3 separate regions of the Homo sapiens genome follow, and all the other regions are linked to region 3. The links are chromatin loops, found by intact Hi-C in ENCODE. Cell type or tissue: GM12878. All regions are shown on one strand. Each heading gives the region's core, and the rest is flanking DNA. Links, peaks and the distances in the headings are about the cores only. Region 1 overlaps DLGAP1 (DLG associated protein 1). Region 2 overlaps DLGAP1 (DLG associated protein 1). Region 3 has its middle 180 kb from the start of DLGAP1.

What was found. Hi-C counts contacts between places; a loop is a spot of excess contacts. Peaks named below come from ENCODE experiments on the same cell type or tissue, not always from the same donor. Only the 100,000 strongest peaks of a DNase experiment are listed, where the experiment ranks them.
Region 1: it touches region 3 in a loop (14-fold over the local background); 1 of 110 quality-filtered maps calls a loop at or near these places.
Region 2: it touches region 3 in a loop (2.3-fold over the local background); 1 of 110 quality-filtered maps calls a loop at or near these places.

Annotation. Positions count from the first base shown.
Region 1 is chr18:4,316,269-4,323,903 of GRCh38, reverse strand. The region is part of intron 1 of DLGAP1 (DLG associated protein 1); the gene reads left to right. Among named protein-coding and RNA genes, the nearest start is that of DLGAP1-AS5, 55 kb to the right of the region's middle. In GM12878, for the core only: no CTCF peak of the experiment used is centred there; a DNase peak (open chromatin) is centred at 3,693.
Region 2 is chr18:4,233,071-4,240,705 of GRCh38, reverse strand. All of the region lies in intron 1 of DLGAP1 (DLG associated protein 1), which reads left to right. Among named protein-coding and RNA genes, the nearest start is that of DLGAP1-AS5, 28 kb to the left of the region's middle. RefSeq lists an enhancer at 6,390-7,307. In GM12878, for the core only: no CTCF peak of the experiment used is centred there; a DNase peak (open chromatin) is centred at 3,576.
Region 3 is chr18:4,635,295-4,642,929 of GRCh38, reverse strand. No RefSeq gene overlaps it. Among named protein-coding and RNA genes, the nearest start is that of DLGAP1, 180 kb to the right of the region's middle. In GM12878, for the core only: no CTCF peak of the experiment used is centred there; DNase peaks (open chromatin) are centred at 2,419, 3,149 and 5,770; H3K27ac peaks cover 1,262 bases.

The DNA.
Region 1 (7,635 bases), core at 1,795-6,794, 320 kb after region 3:
GTTAGATGCTATAAACTTCGTTGTTAACACTGCCTTAGCTGTGTCCCAGAGATTCTGGTATGTTGTATCTTCCTCCTCATTAGATTCAAAAATTTTCTTGATTCCTGCCTTAATTTCATTGTTAACCCAAAAGTCATTCAGGAGCAGCTTGTTTAATTTCCATGTAATTTTATGGTTTGAGTGATTTTTTAAGTATTGGTTTTTATTTTTATTTTGCCATGGTCCGAAAGTGTGGTTGGTATGATTTGTTTTGTTTTGTTTTTTTAATTTGCTGAGTCCTGTTTTATATCAGATTGTATGGTTGATTTCAGAGTATGTGCCATGAACCACATTTTCTCTATTAGTTTATTTGTTCATGGACAATAAAGTTGATTCCTGATTCCCTACCTTAGCTGTTGTGAACAATGCTGCAAAGAACATGGGGATACAAATGCCTCTTCAGCACACTGATTTCAATTCCTTTATATATATAGCCAGAAGTAGGAATGTTGGATTATGTGTTAATTCTATTTTTATCTTTTAAGAAACCTCCATACTGGTTTCTGTAATAGCTGTGCTAATTTTTATTCTAATGGTGTACAAGGGTTTCCTTTTCTTCATGTTATTTCTCAAATTTATCTTTTGTCTTTTAGATAAGACCCATTTTTACAAGTATAAGGTGATATCTCACTGTAGTTTTATTAGCCTCTTCCTGATGAGAGTTATGATGAGCATTTCTTCACATATCTATTTACTATAGGAATGTTTTCTTTTGATAATTGTCCCTTCAAATCCTTTGCTCGCTTTTTAATCAGATTATTTGTTTTCTTGCTATTAAGTTCCTTATGTATTCTGGATATAAACCTTTCATCAGATGTGTGGTTTGCAAATATTTTCTCCCAATCTGAGTTGTTTCTGCAGTCTCTCGTTTCCTTCTCCATGCAGTAGCTTTTTCCTTTTTTTTTTTTTTTTTTTTTTTTTCTGTGCCCAGGCTGGAGTGCAGTGGCACAAACTCAGCTTACTGCAATCTCCGCCTCCCGGGTTCATGCCAGTCTCCTGTCTCAGCCTCCTGAGTAACTGGGACTACAGGCGCCCGCCAAAACGCCTGGCTAATTTTTGTATTTTTTCGTAGAGACGGAGTTTCACCATGTTAGCCAGGATGGTCTCGATTTCCTGACCTCGTGATCCACCTGCCTCGGCCTCCCAAAGTGCTGGGATTACACGCGTGAGCCACCACGTCTGGCCTCTATGCAGTAGCTTTTTACTTTGATACAATCCTATTTGTCTATTTTTATTTTTGTTGCTTGTACTTTCAGAGAGTGATATCCAAAAATAATTGCCCAGATTACTGTTGTGGAGCTTTCCCCCTATGTTTTCTTCTAGCAGTTCTACAATTTCAGGTCTTACGTTTAAGTATTTAATCCATTTTAGTTTATTTTTATATATGGTTTGTGATAAAGAATCCAGTTTTATTCTTCTGCATGTGGATATCTACTTGGGTTCCCAACATCATTAAGTGAAAAGACTGACCTTTTTTCATTATGTATTCTTGGCACCTTTGTTGGAAAGCAATTAACTGTAAATGTGTGAGTTTATTTCTGACCTCTCCTATTCCACTCCCTTTGTTGATGGTTCTCTTCTTATGCCAGTACTATGCTGTTTTTATTATTATAGTTTTGTAATGCTTTTCCCTTTTTCTTTCTTTCTTTTTTTTTCTTTTTTTCTGAGATGGAGCCTTGCTCTGTTGCCGAGGCTGGAGTGCAATGGCATAGTCTTGGTTCACTGCAACCTCAGCCTCCCGGGTTCAAGCCATTCTCATGCCTCAGCCTCCCATGTAGCTGGGATTACTGGTTCCCCCCACCACACCTGGATAAATTTTGTATTTTTAGTAGAGACAGGGTTTCACCACGTTGACCAGGCTGGTCTCGAACTCCTGAGACCTCATGTGATCCACCCCCCTAGGCCTCCCAAACTGCTGAGTTTACAGGCGTGAACCACCCTCACCCAGCCTGTAATATATTTTGAAGTCAGGTAGTAGGATGCCACCAGCTTTGTTCTTTTTGCTTGAGACAACATCTGGCCTCATGCAAAAAGAAAATATTTATAAAAATTGTTTCAAGGTGTACGCTTAATTTACTTCTCCTGCCTCATTTTGTTACATAATACCTAGAAACAAGAAATGTCTTAACTGATAAAATATAGTAAGTTCTTGTAGCCATTTCTAAAGTCTTATTATTTTGTATTATTTAACCGAATTGGTTTAGTATTTGTTTCAGATGGTCTGCTCTGAATTTTCTAGGAGTGTTCAAAGCCTGTTTTCAGTATCTGCATGGATACTTGAATTCTGGAAATCATTGCTGTCTGTATAGTTGGATTTTAATGTGAATAGGATCTGTGGGGTGGGGACTACTTTTAAGTTGGAAGTTGCTAGAGATAAACTTTCCAGTACTATGTGAAGCCACTCTGGTGTTTTTCACTGTAGTAGAGAATAAATGACAAACTACCCTCATGCTCAGACTTGAAGCTGTTGAGTGATTTTCTGTAGTTACATTCTTTGTCAATGATTGAGTACTTTTACTATGATCATAAAATCTAGTAACAGGTGAAATAATAATGATGCTGTATCATAATACTTGTAATTAATGTTTTATGGCTAAGTCAGATTGATTCTGTGTAAATCATTTCCACTAACTCATTTTATGTTAGCATTAATCTTACATATTTATAAATTTACAGTGAACATTAGGTGCTGACAATATCCAGGAGTCTCTCATCTCAGTCTGCATATGGAAAATGATGTTTTTGTTATCTGCAGGAGACTGCAGAGTCCTCAAACTAAGAGATGAGAAAAAGGGGATTAATAACAGCACTTTCAAAATATTTTTCTTTTATAAATGATGACGAAGTTAATAAATATTTTTCATTTGCACTTAGAGATATTTACTCAAAAATGTCTATTTTTCCATCCTGAAATTCTGGAATTAAAAGTGTTATGAAGGTTATTTTAATATCAGTGCCCAGAAAGGCTTTATTAAATTCCACAATACACAATAAATACTAGGGCACTATTGGCCTTTGGTAATTTTTCATTTTCATTAAACGTCTCAGAATTGTGAAGTATTCTTTTTTAATCTTACGGGTTTTCTTTTTGCATTGGTATTGTGTGTGTGTGTGTGTGTGTGTGTGTGTGTGTGTGTGTGTGTGTGTAAAATTGTAATTAGGGTTTCCACCACAGATGTTTTAAAGCTTGGAAAGGGCAACTTTAATTCCTTATGCATGAGGGCAAGAGTGAATTAAAATCAGAGCTTTTGATTGTGTTTACAGGAGAGTGAATGAGGGGACTCAGGCACATTGATTATACAGTTCCGTGTTTCACATCTTGCCTGTTGGCTTTCTGTATTTGCCTCCCACTCAGTTTTGCTACTGCTTTGGCTAAGAAGAGAGTCACAGTGTACTGTGGGGCTGTGTTAAAGAGAACAAGAGATTATAACTCATGAGACAATGACAGAATATATCATTTATAGAGCTCTAATAAAAAATAAATATATTTAATTCAAATAACTTTAAAAAGTAACTCCAATTTACCTGTTCAGCTTGAGTGCATCTAGAAACAAAAAGGGAACTCATCAAATGGGCATCTTTTTCCATATTTGGAGTTGTTATGGTCACTTCCCTTAGCCCACCAGCTAAAATGACGCAAGCAGCTGTGAAAATCGTGGGAGGAAGAAACAGAGAATGAGCAGTTAAACAGTATCTCACTCTGTCTTTCTCATAATTGCCTCCTTTCAAAGCATGATGTTTAGGGGGAAATGCCCCTAGGACCTTCTACTCTGCTCTCATTACCTTTCTGAATGGCATTCTTCTGAAATTTAATTAACATTGGATTATTAAATTCTCACAAGAAGGTTATAATAGCAAAGACAAGGTTGGAGGGAGAATGGAGGGGAGACAAGTGATGGATGGGGTTCCCTCCCAGAGTGGGAGGGCTGAGACCCCAGAATGAGTGGTTGGAGAGGCCTCAGAATTGAGGAGAGAAGAGGCAAATGTGTATATGAAGGAATGAGGGAGGCTGGAATTTCCTCTAAATATTGCTGAGTCCTATTCCCAAAATTCAAATGTGATTTTCCTGTTTAGAAACTTTCAGTGACTATTGCCTAAGCCAGATGGGGATTTAATGACACAAAATGCCAATCAGTCTCATCTCTTACTAGTTTTTCATTCTCACTTTAGTACTGTCCCTTGAAATGCTGAATCCTGGGCACAGTAAGTAGATTTGAGCCTTTTCAACAACCGACTTCTCTGCCTCTGTTCTTGTCAATTTTTATGAAAATCTTCTGGACCCACTTAAAATGTCTCCACCTTTCTATATCATTCTACAATAGTCATCTTCAAGAATTAAAGTTAATTTCTCCTCCCAGGATCCCCCTTCTGATTATTAATATGACCCTAATGGAGCTTGTCTCATATACTAGTTGTATTTGTTTGGTCCCCAAACTAGACTGAGTACTCCTTTGTTCAGCCCTCATGTTGTTTAGCATAATTAGACATCCACTAAATGTTTAAATTAGGATATACAGAAGAAAATAATTTAGGACAATATAATCGCTAAAAATCAAAGCATGAAGGGCTACATAAGATAGTGTTACTGTTCTTTTGTTCCAGAGGTGATACATTTATAAATTTTTAAACTGTTACCACAGAGGTAGCTCTTAGTAAAACAAGTATATGCTAGGAATTTTGTTTTAAAAAAGCCATAGATATATCTTTTTAAACTAATTTATTTTTTACCTCACAGATAACAATTGTATTTATTTATGGTGTGAAACATGATGCTTTGATATATGTATACATTGTGGAATGGCTAAATCAAACTAATTAAAATATCCGTTACCTCACACTGTTATAATTTTTTGTGTTATGAAAACATTTTAGAATCCATTCTCATAGCAACATTTAGGTATATAATACATTGTTATGAACCATAGTCACCTTGTTGTACAATAGATCTTTTGAACATATTCCTCCTATCCAACTGAAATTTTGTGTCTTTAAATGAAAACATCTACATTGTCTTAACCAGAAGCCCTGTAAAATGTTTTTGATATTAATAATGATAAACATATGACAACTTCAGTACCTGGATCTAAAAGATTATTTTCAGTGTAATGCCCTTATTTAAACAGATGAGTACACTGAGTTTTTTTATTGAAATATGGTGACATATGATGCACATTCTTAATGAAGTTGCAAATAGAAAATGACATTTTCTGAAAAATAAATAAAGGAGACCTTGCTATCCCTGATTTCTTTTTCTCAAGATGGAACTCCTGCATCGACTCCAGAAAAGCCTTTGTGTGTATATCCTACCAATTCTTGCCCCGATCTGTTCTTTCATGCATTAGAAGGAATTCCAAGCAGGTCCACATTGTAAGCAAAGGCTTAATGCATTGTTCTAGATTCAGCCTGCACTTGAATTGGTCTTTGATTTTTATATCATGTTACAACTTTCAGATTTCCTACCGTTTTTCAAGCAGGGCAGCTTCATGGTTTAACAGCTCACATCTTAATAATTCTTATTCTCTATACGTATTTGTAAATTTTGCCGTGTCAAGCAATAGAAATGCACTGAATTTTCTTTCAAGCTATGAATGGTGAAGCCACAGAGGAATGTTTTAGTGATGCTGGAAATAAAAAGTTTTCTGGGAAGTATTTGAGCCATTTGCCATATTTGGGTATTATGGTATGTCTTTCTTTTTTAATATCACTTTCTCATAGCTGGGAAATATTTCTTTTAAAAGGAAAGCTTTTATGGCCAGGCATGGTGGCTCATGCCTGTAGTCCCAGCACTTTGAGAGGCTGAGAAGGCCTGGCCAACATGGTGAAACCCTGTCTCTTCTTAAAATACAAAAATTATCTGGGCGTGATGGTACGCGCCTGTAATCCCAGCTACTCAGGAGGCTGAGGCCGGAGAATCGTTTGAACCCACGAGGCGGAGGTTGCAGTGAGCCGAGATCACACCACTGCACTCACATTCTGGCCGACAGAGTGAGATTCTGTCTCAAAAAGAGAGAGAAAGAAAAGGAAAGCTTTTAGCTCTTTTTATATATTTTACTTGTTGTTCTATAACTGCCCAATGGCAATAGCTGTTAAGGTTTGTGTTTGATCATCCTGGGGATCAAGTTCCAATTATGCTTCAGCTCTATGCCTTTCTTCCCCATCCTGTATCTGCACTTGAGATTCGAGAGGAAAACAAAAGAGATACTTAAATAGAAACAAGTTTCTGGGTGAATAGGGAGTATGCAAACTTTTTAATATCTGAATTCAGTGAAACAGTTATTCATGAAAGAGTGACTGTACAGCCCTGGAAAACATATGTTTCCTTCAATCCTTTCACTGCTAACTTCAGAAACAGAAAATAGAGCAAGAAGTACACTCCTTTATTGTGACAGTGTACAAGAAACTACATGGAATAGAATTTCAAAGGTAATTCTATGTCATGATACCTTAAAATTATCATGGATCTGATTTTTTTCTATGTCATGACCTGTCAGGTGGTACTAGCGTAGCAAACATGTTACAAGTCCAGCTCAGTGAGCAGAACATATCATTTGAAAAAGATGGTAATAGATGAAGAATTAAATAAGCCGGTGAATGTGTCAGTAACAAGGATGTGACGGCCCTACATGAATAGGTGTCCCAACAGGTGGTAAAACCATACAGTGAGGAATCTAAGGTCATCAGTAGGACTGTGAACATGGATGTGAAATAGGAAGGCATCCAGCGCTCTCCTTTCCCCCCTACATTTTCACATTTTGCGTGGAAATATTAAAACCTGACCTGATTTCAAAATAGGCCAGTGACATCTCTGCTGGTGGTATCTCATGTCTAGGGTATCTCCAGCAGGGACCTCACCAGTAGACCTGGGTGTAGGTCATGAGGGAAGGAGGACAGAAGCAGAGGAGGGACTGCTGGTAGAAAAAGCCAACGAAACCCCTAAATTCCTGCAAGGTCGGGGGCAACCGCAAATTGATGTCCCTATCCTAAATAAGCTGGAGAGCTCAGCAGGGATATGGACATGGGAAAAAATTATAAATCTAGTGGCCAAATTGTGGCATACAGTCAGTAACCGGACTCAGGAAGAGATTGATCCTGCTAATTTAATCACATCGGGGCACAGTACAGTGTGAGAACAAAGTGTCAAGTGTTCAGTTCGACGGCCTTAAATCCTCCCTGCACATAGTCAGGATATGGCTGCAACCATGCAGAGAGAATGTAGAGTGGCAGGAAACTGTACAGAGGCCAACACTGTTCTCAGAGGCCTCCATCATTGTTGTCTTCTGTGCTTGGGGTGCCCTCTACTCTTACATGTCTCTCCAGGGCACACGTGGAGCCATAGGAGAGGACCGTGGTTTTCTGGGATATCTCTGAGTAAGACTGTGTCAGAGTGGCAGTTTCATTGAAGCAGGCTTGCTAACTACAACTGTGCCACCCGACCCTGCCTGATTCCCATCTTCCCCATCAAACATGTGACAGCACTTTCTACAGGATGGAGAGTAAGAGGTAGAGCCACTTGTTTTCTATAGTGTACGGCTGTGCATGGCAACCAGAACTTGTGGTGTTTTCGTATGCAATATAGAGTTTAAACAGTTAATAGGC
Region 2 (7,635 bases), core at 1,086-6,085, 400 kb after region 3:
TCTATGGATCATAACTGGAATTATCCAAAAGGCTCTGATTATGTGAATTATGTTAGGACACTTATGATTTTTATTCTATTTGTTTCATTTTCATAGTTATCTATGTATAGGAAAAGAAAACTGATGCAGAGTTTAATCTCTTTTTTGACATTTTCATTCTGGTCTTACATAAGTTCTACTTTCACCAGAAAATCTGATTTCAAGAGATTATAATTAGTCTGATATTGATGTTCCAGAAACCTATTAAAAGACTTACTTTCTTAGGAATCTATGTCATCTTCTTTTTTCTCATTTTCTTTCTAATATCTTTATTTTGATTGTATTTTCCTCTAGCAGTGTATTTGGTAAATAAAGTTAAGGCATTATAGTGGTCATTCTTACTGATAAATTATACCTACTAGATTTTAATGCATAAATATAGATGTAATAAGATGCATTATCAAGGCTATAAGGAAAACTACAAGTAAGAAAATTCTTCACATTTTTTTAAATTTAAAAAATGCATATAAACACTGTGGAAACTATGTAAACAGTAATTATTCACTGGGATTTCCTGGCCTATTAAAAACAACTATTTGAATCTGAAAACCAGTTTGCATTTCAGTAAAGGACTATTTGGTTAATTGACAATTCCTAACACAACAAGTAAATTACAAGACAAAGGAAATGTCTCTTTGGAGGACTAACTTGACATGCTTGAAAGACTAAGAAGATGAAAAAAGAGGTTTAAATAAACAAACAGGGCATGGAAAAGGAGGATAAAAGATATGGGGAGGAAATTATATTAAGTAGGTCCTAATGGATTCAATGTGGATTTGCAGACTCATATCCAGATTGAAAAATACTCTTGAAGTTGGACCAACTTGGACAATCTGCACTGAGAAAAGTAGTAATCTCTCTTTGTAAACCTTCCAAATAAATATTATTTTAGATTCTGTTTCTGAAAATATCCATCAACACACAGGCAACTAAGGAGGCCTGTATAGTTTGATTTTAAATCGAAGACACTTTGTTTAGCATCTCATTTGAGGAAACGGGTGTTGAGATGCTACAATTTAGTTGTGGCTCCAGAGCCACTTACCCTGAATATCACATGAATGTGGGCTAATTTTTATAATGTGAGACTATTTTTTAAAGCAGTATTTGGTACCACTTCCATACGAAAAAAAGAAGAAATCAATTTTTATAGTTTTCTTTTTATTTAGGGACCTTCTGAGTACATAACTAAAAAACTGCAGACTAAAAGCTGATCATTCTCAGCAGGTAAAATTGCTTATTCAATACTTTAATGACCCAAAACTTCTAAACAAAAGATTTTCTTCTTTCTTCAGTTCCTTTGTTTAAAAAACCTAGAATTCATCAAATAAATGATGAAAAAAACTAATTTTTTTTAAATGATGTCAATTATCCCTTTAGGATTTAGGAGATAGATCAAAACACAGTCCTTCACACATCTCATGCTTGATGACATTGTAAAGCTGAAGATTTGAAAAGTGCAAATGTGATAGATTCTCTCAGTTGCTATTTTGGTAACTTCTCCTTGGCAACCATAAGATATGAATTAAATCTTGCAATCAGAGCTGCTGTACGGTATAGACTGTGATACCAACAGCACTCTCTGAAGTTGTGCACTGCACAACACTCCCAGCATCACATAGTGGCCCACTTTGACTATTGCCTACTCAGTGATAAAGTCTACCACAGATGATCTGAGTTATAGTTCTCAAATTTTGATGTTCATGCAAATTATGTGAAAAGTTTTTATTGATGATTTTTCCTGTATTCTACTTCTTCAGACATTATAATTCAATAATTTGGGGTGGAGAGGGGCATTTTTCAAATTCACCTTATTGAAAAGTAATTCCAAGTAATTTGGATGCAGGTGGTCCACAGATTACTCTTGGAGAGATCTTTGCCTAAAGGGCACCCATTTCTAATAATATGAAAGCAGCTCCTATTGCCAGCTCATTTGCTTTCAGTAACCTGAAAGGGTAGTTACATATTTTGATTAGAATTAATAGTGCTGCTATACATATATAATCCCTCATTATCTTGTATCATCATGTTCATATTTACTGAATAAAACTTCTCAGCAAGTAGTTACTGAGTAAGTTTTTTGAAGGAAGGATACCAAAAATCGAGAGTGAAAAAGAGGTATTATTTCTCAAAACTTCTACGGTGTATTTACATAGTTAAAAAATTTCAACACTGAGACGTCTTTTCTGCTTCTATTTAATTAAAGGAGAACACAATTCATCAAAATGTTGTCAAGAAGTTGTCAAATTGACTTAAATTAAAAAGCTAGCTTTATGCTTTCTGATGATCTAAGTAACTTCAGATATCAGGCTTTTTTATTCTATGTATCAGGGATATAAACCTGACCTTGGGTTTTCAGTAGAAAATAGTTTGGAATGTCTATTTAGATTGGGGTCATAATTCACAGAAGTTCTTCTAAGAACGTTTACAGATACCATCTCATTTAACTCACAATATTTTGAAGAAAATAGCATTATCTTTTATAATTGATGAAACAGAGAGGAAGCCTACCTTGTACAAATAGAAATACAAATTGAGCATCCCAAATCCAAAAATCTGACATCTAAAATGCTCCAAAATCCAAAACATTTTGGGCACCAACAGGATGCTTAAAAGAAATGCTTACTGGAGCATTATGGATTTCAGATTTTTGAATTTGGGATGCTCAACCAGGATGCTATACCTGAAATACTTTAAATGGCATATGGCATCTACAGATTTTTCTTCAGGTAAGAGATTTAACGGAATGTTTCACTTGGCATGTATGATAATATTGCATCATAATATTTTTATTATAGCTTTACAACTCATAACTCATTTGGCAGTAGTCATGATCAGTGATATGAAATAATTACAAAGTGATTCATGTTAACATAACTTAGTTTAAGTTCAATAATTCCCGCTGTCACTGGAGCCATTTGTACATATTGAATTTAATCTACTCATAACTCAGGCAAAAATTGCTTCCTTTTTTTTTTTCTTTATAAATGGAGTCTTTTAGGGCCTCTTGCTGAAAAAAGAAACTAACTCTGGATAACATAAGCAAGCAAGAATGTATTAGAAGGATCTTGAGGAAACTAACAAATTTGAAGAGAGGGCCGCAGAGTCAGTCTCAGAAAAGGCAGGAACCTGGACTTTCCAGAGCTGTGGGTGGCAGGAACAGTGTGGCTGAACCACTCAACCCCCGTCCTTCCCCAGAATCAAGGCATTAACCCTGACCGTTTTTTCTGTCTTTCATTTCTCCACTCAGTTGAAAATCCTAACAAAAGGAGGCTTCAGGGTCTCCGTTAGCTTCTAGGACTTATCATCATACCAAGACTGCGCCCACTGGAGGAAGGGAAATTCCCCAAAAAGAACTAGGTATACTGCTGAGAAAGGGAATGAATATTACTAGCAAACAACAACAAGTATAAATTTAGAGTTTCCAGTGCAGGATCTACAGGTGTATCCTGTCCTTCAGATCACAAATAGGCAAGGACCGAAGCTTCAGATAGCGTGGTAATTAATTGGCGAGTTCAGGATTAGTAACAGAAAGGCACACACAGTCATTTCCCGACTTCCCTCTGTCCTAACACTGAGCTACTCGATAGCTTCAGACAGTGAACTCTGAGAAGAGTGGAGAAAGCACAGTCTTGACTAAACCCCTAATGTTCTATGTCAGGGTGAATATGCCTGAACCAGAAGGAGCAGGGGAGACGTGACTCATTTATTTAGTTTTCAAGGGTAGGAGAACTGTTTATATGTTTTTCCCATGCTAAATTGTGCCACGAAGCACATCTCTTTAACTGCTCAATAAATGTTTGCTAAATTAAAATGAAGGAATAAGAATAGAAGACCTATATGCAAACAATTGGTTATTCAATATTCTGGCGACTGGTAGAGACATGGCCTTACATGTTTGTAAATCAGCTAGAAAAGACAATTGCGCAGTTATTATTTTATTTTATCTAGTAGAAGCCACCTCGCTTAAGATAAATATCAGTGAAAGTAGCTCAACATGGGGAATAAACAACATTGCATTAAAGCATTAAGATAACTCATTTAAGGGAGGGAAAAAAATATTTATAAAACTTAAAGAGTCTAAGCTATAAAGTGCAGCTTGTAAATTAGGGTGTCACTTTTGACTGATGTTTGAAGATATTGGTTCAGTATAAGGCAGTGGCACATAAGTGAACAAATTCCTAAGCGTTGTGAGGAAGAGGTGTAAAAGCACAAGGAAAATGATTGCAATCTCCTTCTACCACACCGTGCTTCAGTGGCACATTTACTAGGTGCAGTTTGCACACTATCCTTCCAAGAGACATAATGGACTTGATGAAGACCCAGCGAAAGGAATGTTAAATGACTAAAGGAATTATGGCACTTCTACTGATAATCATTACAATTATGTCCAACACTGCTTTAGTCCTTACTGTATGTAATCCATGTGGGAGTTCATTTTCATGTACTTACTGATTGAAACCTCACAAAATCCTATGAGGCAGGTAATATTATTTTATCCTCATTTTACAGATAAAGTTAACAAGGATCAGAGGCTTTAAATGGCTTGCCCAAGTCAGAAAACTAAGTGGCTGAGGCAAGATTTGAACCCAGGCAATCTGGTCCTAAAGTTCCTGCTACATGAAGATAGAGAAAAAACATTGAGGCCAGGCATGGTGGCTCATGCCTGTAATCCCAGCACTTTGGAAGGCTAAGGCAGGCGGATCACCTGAGGTCAGGCATTAGAGACCAGCCTGGCCAACTTGGCCAAACCCCGTCTCTACTAAAAATACAAAAATTAGCCAGGCATGGTGGCGCATGCCTGCAATCCCAGCTACTAGGGAGGCTGAGGCAGGAGAATTGCTTGAACCCGGGAGGCGGAGGTTGCAGTGAGCCAAGATCATGCCACTGCACTCCAGCATGGGCAACAGAGTGAGACTCCGTCTCAAAAAAAAAAAAAAAAAAAAAAAAGACATTGAAATTGAAATTTATAAAACTGTAAACCATGTTGACAGACATAACTTGGGTTTATCTTTTATTTCTCAAAACACTGAAAATGGGTTGTATTTTCAATCAAATAAGAGAAAGTGTTCATTTAAGCAGTGCTGGCAAAAACAAATGAACAAAGAAATTTTTATGTAACACATTATTCCAAATGGTGCTAGGAATTAAAAAAACAGCAGGTTCAAACAAAGCTTAGATAATTTCATGGATTATAGCTTGATTTGCAGAGTAACTGCTATTTTACAGGCCAACATGAGCAATTCCCAAGTGGTTCATATGATGTTACTCTCACGATGTCTCCTCTGGCCCCCAGTTACCCCTCACATTTGAGGGGAGGGAGTGCAGCAAGCTCAGTGCTTCCCCAGTTTTCTCCATTGAATATATGCACTTTTTGAATTTTTAAAATCAAACAATTTTTCTAAAATTCAACTTAATAAGTGGTTAATGGGTGTCCACTATGTGGTGGGCCCGTGAGGGTACAAAATGAATGTGTCATTCTTCTAATTTGAAGGAGTGCTTCACCAAGGGACAGAAGAATATGTGCTTCCAATAAGCTGGAAAACAGGTTTGAGTAGGGTGTTCGAAGAGAGACAAAAATATTGTGGGTAAGCTCAGAAAAGGGAACAACCCTGACTGGGCAGAAGTCAGGAAGCTTCACAAATGAAGTAAAGTCATCTCTGAAATTTTCTTTTTCTTCCCATATCAAGAAAGAGAAGGGGAGAACAAGGGAGGGGAGGAAGGAAGGAAGATTTAAACACAAAGTTCAGGGTTCACGTGCACATCCTTTTTTTATGACATGCCTTTCTTTTACTTCTTTTAAACTATTCTTTTAGATTTGTTTTCGTGAATAAGTAAAACAGGAAAAAAAGAACGTCAGCATCTATCCAAATTGCCGTGAGTTGAAATGGGTGTAGTGAGAGTTGATGCTGAGACTTGTAGAGAGTTGACATAGTATATAATTACTACAGTTATCTGAGTGGCACTAAATTTGTTCACCTGTCATTCTTCTAGTGGTATATATTTGCTAAAATATGATTCAAAGAAGTGTTATTGTTTTTATAATTTGAAGAACAAAAGGCCTGTATTATATAAAATATTTTCCATTTAATATATTCTTTCTATAAAAGTTAAAAATCCAAAGAAATCTTTCAAAGTAAATTATTGTTCTCAGAAGGAAGGGTAGAAGAGTTTATACATTTGAAATTAAATTGGCTGGGTGCATAACTAAGAACATATTGAAAATGTACAGCACTTGAACCCTGCTGTGTTATCATCATAGTGAATCACAAGTTTTGCTTGGTTACTGTCAAATGGAAATAGAAATTAAATTTAAACAGAGCTTATTAAGACTTGTTAGTCTGAAGAGCACTTCATCAGCTTTAAAGTGTATGTAAGTGTCATGGCTAATTAAAATTGAGTTTTAGTGCAACTAACATAATTTTCTGTCTTAAAAATATGCTATCTGGGAACCTCTCCAGTACTTTGTCAAGATGTTCTTGGTACCATTATTAGTAATCATTAGGGACCATTATAGTTAATGTCTATTTGACCTTCCATCCAAGAAACTAAAAAAAAAAAAAAAATAGCAAAAAAGAAACTTTACATGGCTTGTGTTTGGAGGACAGTTCTTTGGTGTCATTTTTTATAGATGACTGGAATTTTGCTCAAACTGAGTCAGAAGTGAAAATTAAGATATTTAAATATTGAAATCATGCTTCTCAAAATATTTTAAAAACGTATGATGTAGTATAGCATGACAGGAGGAAAATAGAATACATTTGTATTATGTTTATTTGTATTAAAATAAGTATAGGAATAAAGAAATGGTAATGGACTGTGAATAATCAAAATAAAGTTGAAATACTTTCTCAGATCCCCTGTGATGTTATCTGTTTCCTATACAGCTTTCTATCTCCATCAAAAAGTATCTTTTATCTCCAATTAAAAACTAATTGATCTCTGAGGGGGTTTTAACATATGCGCATATTCCTTGATAATACTCCCTCCAGGAGGTGAAGCTTAATTCCCTTCCCTTTGAGTGTTGGCCAAACTTAATGACTTCCTTCTAACAAATAAAGCATGGAAAAGGAGAAACAGTAACTTTACAGTAGAGAGAGCCAGCATACAACATCGTAACCAGGCCGAGGTTAACAATAACAGTGATAAATCATGTTGATATAATGTACCCTGTGATATTATGTGATGAGAAGGCACCTCACCTCTGAGGTAATCTCCCCCTAAATCCATAACTCCAGCCTATTAGTGAGAAAAATATCAGACAATCTCAAACTGAAAGACCTTATGCAAAACATCTGACCAGTAAGCTTTAAAATGTACAATTTTTAAGGTCATGAAAGACAAGGAAATACTAAGGAATTGCCACAGATTAGAAGAGACTAAGGAGACACAATAACAAACTTCAATCTGTTTTCTGGCTTAGATCGGGGCCAGGGATAGAACATAAGTGGGAATACTGGGGAAATAAGTAAAATCTATAGTTTAGGTCATAACTCCGTACCAGCATTTCCTAGTTTTTGATCATTGTGATTTGATCATGTAGAATGTTAACATGAGGGGAAGATGGATGAAAGGTATGGGAGACTGTGCCAATTTTTC
Region 3 (7,635 bases), core at 1,187-6,186:
GACTTCTAAAAAACCTAATTCTTTTTTTTTTAATCAGCCAGTCTTTGACAGACTAAATAACCTAATTCTAAAATTGATATTTAAGGAACATTTTTTTTCTGGATAGAATTTGCCTTTCTTTCTCACAAGTAAATACATGGGTTTAACAATGATTTTATGAATTTAGCATTGAAACATTCTCCAGGATCCAACCCTGGTCTTTGTTACATTGTATCATTTTGAATACCTTCCCAGTTCTCAAGACTATATATTTTAGATGCAAAGTTCCCATTCTTGTGAATACACTGCGCCTCAGGTGATTTTTCATTGCTTTCCAGGAAAGCTGTAAAAATTACTGAAGTTATTTTTGAGCCAAATAACACTTAAAGGCATCCTTCACATGTCTAAGTCACTCACATTTGTCACTGATTTCAGAGTTCCTTTTAGGTTAGGTCCATTCTGTTAGAATGTAGATGAACAAGAACAAAGTTGCATGGGCAAAGGTGAGAAGAAGGAAAAAGAACTGTCATTTAAATTGCTTTCTTAACCTACTGCTTGATAAATTCTCTTTTTTTTTTTTTTTGGAGTACAGTGTTGCTATCATACACCACTTACATTTTAGTCAGGGACTGAAATAAAAGAGTGAAGAGATCCCAGAATAGAGTGTGAGCCATTTTTTTGAAATGCCTTGGAGTAATTTTCATAATACCCTAGAACACAGCTTCACGGATGTTTTTGACATCTGGGATGACAGGAACCAGATAAAGATGCTTGCCTTTCAGACTTTGCTAAAGTGATTGCTTTCCCTAAAGGAAATCCCTAAGGAGATATCATCCTGGTAATGACCATAATGAGGTGCAGCACCCAATTACCCGAAACCATAGATTCTGAAGGGCTTGACTCTTCCTCTGCAGAGGCACTGCCAGCATCGGCTCAGCAGAATGGGAGACTTGAGCAGTGCATAACAAGCGCAATGGTTGTTACCATTGGCCATTCAGTCCTCTAGGCAGGGTGACAGCCACAAAGCAAGCTGTATTTATCATTGCTAGAATTAGTCCAAGCCTCCAGGGTTAGCTTGCTTCTGTTCTAACATTACCAGGGGTCAGCAGCTGCAGAAGCAGAGGGTCAATTTGCTAAGCCTTGTTTTTCTATCACGATGGCAGAGATAAATGCCATGAAGTACATGAATGAATTCTGGGGACTCCCCTTCTCAAGATCTTTCCTGCAGGCTTTATGCCAATTATATTCATTTGGCAAATAAGCAGCTCTGGAGAAAGATTCCGGTACTGTCAGGCAGTTTAGGACTACACTTATAGATCATTTAGCTAAATCTCTCATTTTGTGGGTGAGATGAAGAGCAGTTGTGTACCCTTGGCCAAGTCTGCATGACCTACTCTACGAAGAACCCGGATGGTTTAACTACCTAAATGAAAAAAAAAAAAAAAAAAAAATATATATATATATATATATATATATATATACCACACACTTTCTATGCTTTAGTGTGATTTTGGATGGCATGGGGCAGAGAGGGTGTCTCAGTCAGCTTGGGCTGTCATAACAAAATACCATAGAGTAGGTGGATTAAACAACAGGAATTCATTTCTCATGGTTTTGGAAGTTGAAAGTCCAAGATCAAGGGGCCAGAAGGGTCAGTGTCTGGTGAGGGCTCTTTTCTTAGGTAACAGACAGCTGCCTTCTTGTGTCCTCAGGCAGCTGGAGAGAGAAAGCAAGCTCTCTAGTGTTTCTTCTTTCTTATAAGGGCATTAATCCCTTCGTGGGGGCTCTACCCTCATGACCTTATCTAAAACGAATTACTTCTCAAAAATCCCATCTGCAAATACCATCACATTGGAGCTTAGAACTTCCACATATGAATTTGTTGGGGACATAATTCAGTCCATAGCAGGGGGAGAGGAACAGTTTCGGGACATGGGCCTCTCGGAAATGGACAGACCTGGGATGAAGAATCTTTGGATTATTACAAAGTGGTATGACAATGCTAGTTGGGTCAGGGGCTGCCAAGAGGGAGGAAACTATCCCAGGTAGTTTGACAACATGTAGGCAAAATTCATGATTTGATTTTGAACCTGACAGAAACCACTGCTCCACTTCACAGGGAACAGCAGGTGTACATGCAGCTGATGTCTGTCTGTGCTGGCACCTGCCTATGGTCACAGCTTTTTAATGGCATTGAAATTAGCAACTCTCTTCTTTCTGCATCCTGCTACATCTCCCAATATTGATTACCTTTAATTAAAATGGATATTAATTTCCTCTTAATATGACAATATCTCCAACTTATTTTATTCACCTTTCTCTCAACCTCATATAATACATGAAATGCTTTCTTTTCAGAGCTGTGCAGAATTCCCTGGAGGACAGCAACCAGTACCCCATTGTGCTAACCACAAAGGAACCCAATGAGGTAGCTGGTGGCTATGGTACAATTAGCATCAGCTAGGAATTCCCCTCGGGCTCCTTCCCTCCCTTTCATCTCCCTTTAATCTTTCTGTAGCTCCTGCCAATGGCCTTTTTTGGGGGGTCTATGTTTGCTCCTTCTCTGCCCTACTTTTTATCTCGTACACTGCAGTCAATGTTAGCACACTCTTATTTTCATTATTTGAAGCTGTCCAAGCATTCATATCTGGATTCAGTCTGGCATTTGAAAGAAATATAATGGTTTCCAAAGTCATGGTTATCATGTGATACAGATAGACATCTGCATATGCCAGGAATCTTAAAGACTACTCCTCAAATACATTTGTCATAATTTGTAGAAAATGTCACTGATAAGCATCTTCCAAACGTGCTTTTCTGGTTACTTGTAGCTTTTGTTATCGCTTATAATTCAGATAAGCTAGGTACTAGTTTATTTTGTGAAAGCGTAAGGATCCAGACAAAAAGTGTCATTGGTTTTAAGTTGTCCTGATGTTAATTCTACATACATCACTATAAACACTAGATTACCAATTTGTTCTTTTTGTGTCATTGTTAAAGTCTGCTCAATGACTCACCATGAAATCCCCTCAAAATTATCCAAATTTGGCTTCTTGGCTGTTTCCTTTTTGAGTTAAATAACCACCTAGGTCACTGCAAGTCTCTACTAATTATACACAAGAACATCTGTTCTTTAGTCAGACACAACTCCTCCCAGTTTGGCATTGACCACTCTCGTTTCGGGCTGCTTCTCTTGCATGGCAAGAGTCAGCTTATGCAAAGCATCATCACTGCTCCCACAATTAAGAATTGCCTGTGGCCGACCTCTTACTTGTGGGTCCCAGATAATTGTTAAAATGATAATAAACTCTCAACCAGTGAAGAACTGAGATAGAACATTAGATAGGACAGCTGGGAGTTCCCCTTGGGTTCCTCCCTCTCTTAATCTTTTTGTAGCTCCTGCCAGAGGAAACCAAATAAGATGCTGCCTGGAAAATGATCAATGTGGAGTCTGCAGAATAGCAGACTGATGCAATATAAAAAAGAGATAATTTCACAGCCTGTTTTTTAAAGTATAGTGATACTGGCTGTGGGGATGGCAGCATTTATTCATTCAATCAATATTTACTGAGTGTCCACCATCTGTTAGGCACGGGGCTAGGTGCTGAGAATAAAGCTGTGAAGAAACTAAAAAACAAAATAAAACAAATCCCAAAGAGCAGAGAATACTTCTCACTGTCAAATGTTTGTGGCATGCTTTTAGTACTACCCATAGAATTTGTGTTAAAATAGACTCTAGAGAACTCAAAGGCAAAGTAACAAAATGAAGGAAAGCACAGGCTGCTTGATTTTACGCTCTGTTGCTTACTATATGTAAATTTTGGGGCCTTACTTTCCTAATCTGCAAAATAAGGATATTAATTTGCGTGCCTCATAGAATCCTGTCATAATTGTGTCATAATTAAGCTAGTTAATACAGATAAGTATCCTAAATAGTGGCTGACATATAGTAAGTGTTCAATAAAATCAGGTAAAATCTAATTCAGAGATACGCTGTGATGAAAAGGATCCTATGCAATGTGTGAGTTCAATGGGAAAGATTGTCATGCTTGATTAGTAATGCTTGCCGCAAACAGCATGGTGAGTGGCGGTGCGTACGCCACTTATACATCTTCTCTGCTCTGCCCCTCACCTTACAGATGAAGCTGAAATCCAGAAAGATTAAGACATATAACTAAAATGACACGCCTAATTAGTAACAAAGCTGGAACTATAATTTACATTGCTATGCTAATTTTTGTAGACCTATAAATCATTTAATATAGGCAAAGAGATGATTTTCAGACAAGGCTACACAAATAATTTTTCAAATAAGGAAGGGAAAATCTCTACCATGTATATACATGATATCAATATCCAGAGGAACTAAGAAGAGAGTAGTTAATCTGACTTGCTGGATTTACACATTTTAGAGATGAGTTCCAATATTTAACTATTGAGCATGTTCTCTACCTGTTGCATTATTTTTCCTTTATCAAGGCTTTTAAAAATAACTGTTTAAATTCAACCTAAAGTCATTTTCATCCACTTTTCCATGATATCGTGAAATTTTTCTCAAGCGATATGCATAGGAACTTTTGGGGTCATAACGACGTGCACAAACCGGTTGGTTCTAATGGTTAGGTTTACTTATATAAGCTGGCAGCCTTGACAGCACACACTATTTTTGTTGTTTCAAATTACAGCGTATTTAGTAATAGGTCTAGGTAGAAAATTAAATGACCCCATTAAACCTAGTCACTGAATCTTTATCTATTCCTGTGTTCACAAAATAAATAGTTTTTTCTTTCTTTGTAGCTGGGGAAATTAAGACACAGAAAAGTGAATTTTCTGTGAAATGAGCCGTAAGAAGCAGAAGCAAACCCATGAGAACAGGCTTCTCCTCCTGTGTGTTAGCTGTGCAGCCTCTTATCAGTTGCCCTACATTTTACTCTTGGCAGAGAACATGGGGAATCCATGGGTGAACGCTTGTAAGGCAAAGTGTTATGTCTCTTTGTTTCAGAGACAACGAAAAATTGTACAATATAGTGTTGTCAATATGTGAAGCTAAGCTTTTTTAGCTGTAGTATGCTAATAGAGCTGACACTATCAGGTACATAGTGGGTGCCAATAAATTGCTATGAAATTAAAATTAATAAGGAATGCTATATTTAAAAGATGAACAGACACACACATTTGTACTTCACTGAGAAGTAATGAACAGCCACCCCATATCCAAGACCCATGGGATTTATTAATTCATGCAGGGATAGGTATTTCATGAACACACATAGGTTGGTGCAAACGTAATTGTGGGTTTTGCCATTTAAAAGTAAAGGCAAAACCTGCACTTACATTTGTACCAACCTAATATAAATACACACACACTCACAAGCAGAGGGTGTTCTGTCTCATAGCAGAAATTCTACATAAAATAAAATCGTACTAAATGATAATGTAAGCATTTCAATAACTAGGTAGAAAAAATAACAGAAGTGAATTATTAAATAGTTTCTCTATTGCTCACAACTTCACAAGAGATAGAAGCATGAATACTCGGACAATGACAACAAAATCTCCAAAGCCTTATATAGCTAGTGTTACTGCTGTTTTTGTCTTTCTTGCATAGATTTCCAAACATCCTCCCCAGTTTACTTTAGGAGAATTATCTTTCCCCGCATTTTGTATGGTTTTGAAGGGAGGCTCATTCCATGTGTCCACTGCCTATGGGTGTAATGAGGCGTCACTGGGAGTGGCTTGTGAGAGCAGCTGAACTACTCAGAATCTCTCTCGTGGGATGCTGCAGTGAGTGACACACTCATCTTGCAGTGGCAACGTGCCAATGGTGGCTTGTCCTGTTGCTGCCTTTGAGACAGCCCTGTTTCCTGCTTCCTGAGTCTTGTTCATTGACCAGTTTCCAAGCTAAATCTGGCAGTTTCCTCTATTTTGTTAACATCTTAATGAGGTATGATAAACATACAATACAGTGCACATATTTTAAATATGCATTTTATAAGTTCTGACATATAGACACTCGTGGAACCATCACAGCAATCAGTATCCATCTTCCCCAAAGTTTTGTTGCACCCTGTGTTGACTCCCTGGTCTCCTAGTTCCAGGCAACCACTGCTCTGCTCGATGTCACTTTTTGTTATTTTCCATGTGATCTGCTCTCTGCCTTTTTGATTATTTTGCATGTGCTGAAATTATTTAATCTGCTTTTTGATCATTTTGCATCTGATCTGCTCTCTGTCACTTCTGTGTATTTTGCATGTGCTGAAATCTTGTATGAATAGAATCATACAATATGAGTGTGTTTTTCTCTTTCTTCTTTTACTCAATATAAGCATTTTGAAATCCATCCATGTTTTGGTGTGTGTCTGTAGTTTATTCCTTTTTATTGCTGGGTATGATACTATTGTATAAATACATAATAGTTTGTTTATACATTCGCCTGTTGATAGAAATTTGGATTTTTATTTCAAGTTTTAGGATATTAAAAATGAAGTTGTTATGATCGTTTATGGACTACATTTTATACAGGCACGTGCTTTCGTTTCTCTTGGATAAATACCTACGAATGGAATGGCTACATCATATGGTATGTCTGTTTTTTAAAAATTTAAAACCAGCCTAATTGTTTTCCAAAATGGTTGTGCTGTTTACATTCCCACCAGCAGTATACAAAAGTTCCAGGTCCTCACAGCTTTCCCAATACTTGGTATGGTTAATCTTATTAACTTTAGCCAGTCTACAAAGTGTACAAGGTTGACTCATTGTGGTTTTAATTTGAATTGATATAATGACTAATAATGTTGAGTATATTTTATGTGCTTATCCTCCCATATATTATTCTTTAAGGAGTGCCTGTTCAAATCATTGTCCCATTTTTTTATTGGGTTATGGGGTTTTTAGGGTTTTGAGTTCTGTATATATTCTGGGTAGAAGTTTGGCTTTTTTCAAATTAAATATATGATTTGCAAAGACTTTCTTACAGCTTGTGCCTTTTTACTCTGTTAAGTGTCTAAAGTAAAAGTTTTTACTTTTGATTAACTCCAGTTTAGCAAGTATTCTTCTCTTTTGAAACATTTATTTGTATTTATTTATTTTTTATAATTTAATTATAGGCTTATACAATTTAATTTGTATTGATACATAATAGATGTCCATATTTTCAAGGTACATGTGATCATTTGATACATTCATATAATCAAATTGGGGTAATTGAGGTATTCATCACCTTAAATATTTATCTTTTCTGTATGCTAGGAACATTTGAATTATTCTCTTCTATGTGTTTGAAATGTACAATAGATTAATGTTAACTATAGCCGCCCTATTGATACATTGAACACCAGTTCTTATTTCTTCTATCAAACACTATATGTGTAACCATTAATCAACCTCTCTTTATTCATCTCTTTTCCCTACCCTTCCTGGTATCTGGTAACCATCAATCTATTCTCTATCTTCATGAAATCCACATTTTTAGCTCCCACATGTAAGAACATGTGATAATTGTCTTTCACTTAACATAATGACCTCCAGTTTTATTTGTGTTGCTGCAAATAATAGGATTTCATTCTTTTTATGGCTGAGTAATATTCCCTTTTATGTATGTGCCACAGTTTCTATATCCATTTGTCCATCAATAGACACATTTTGCCTATTGTGAAT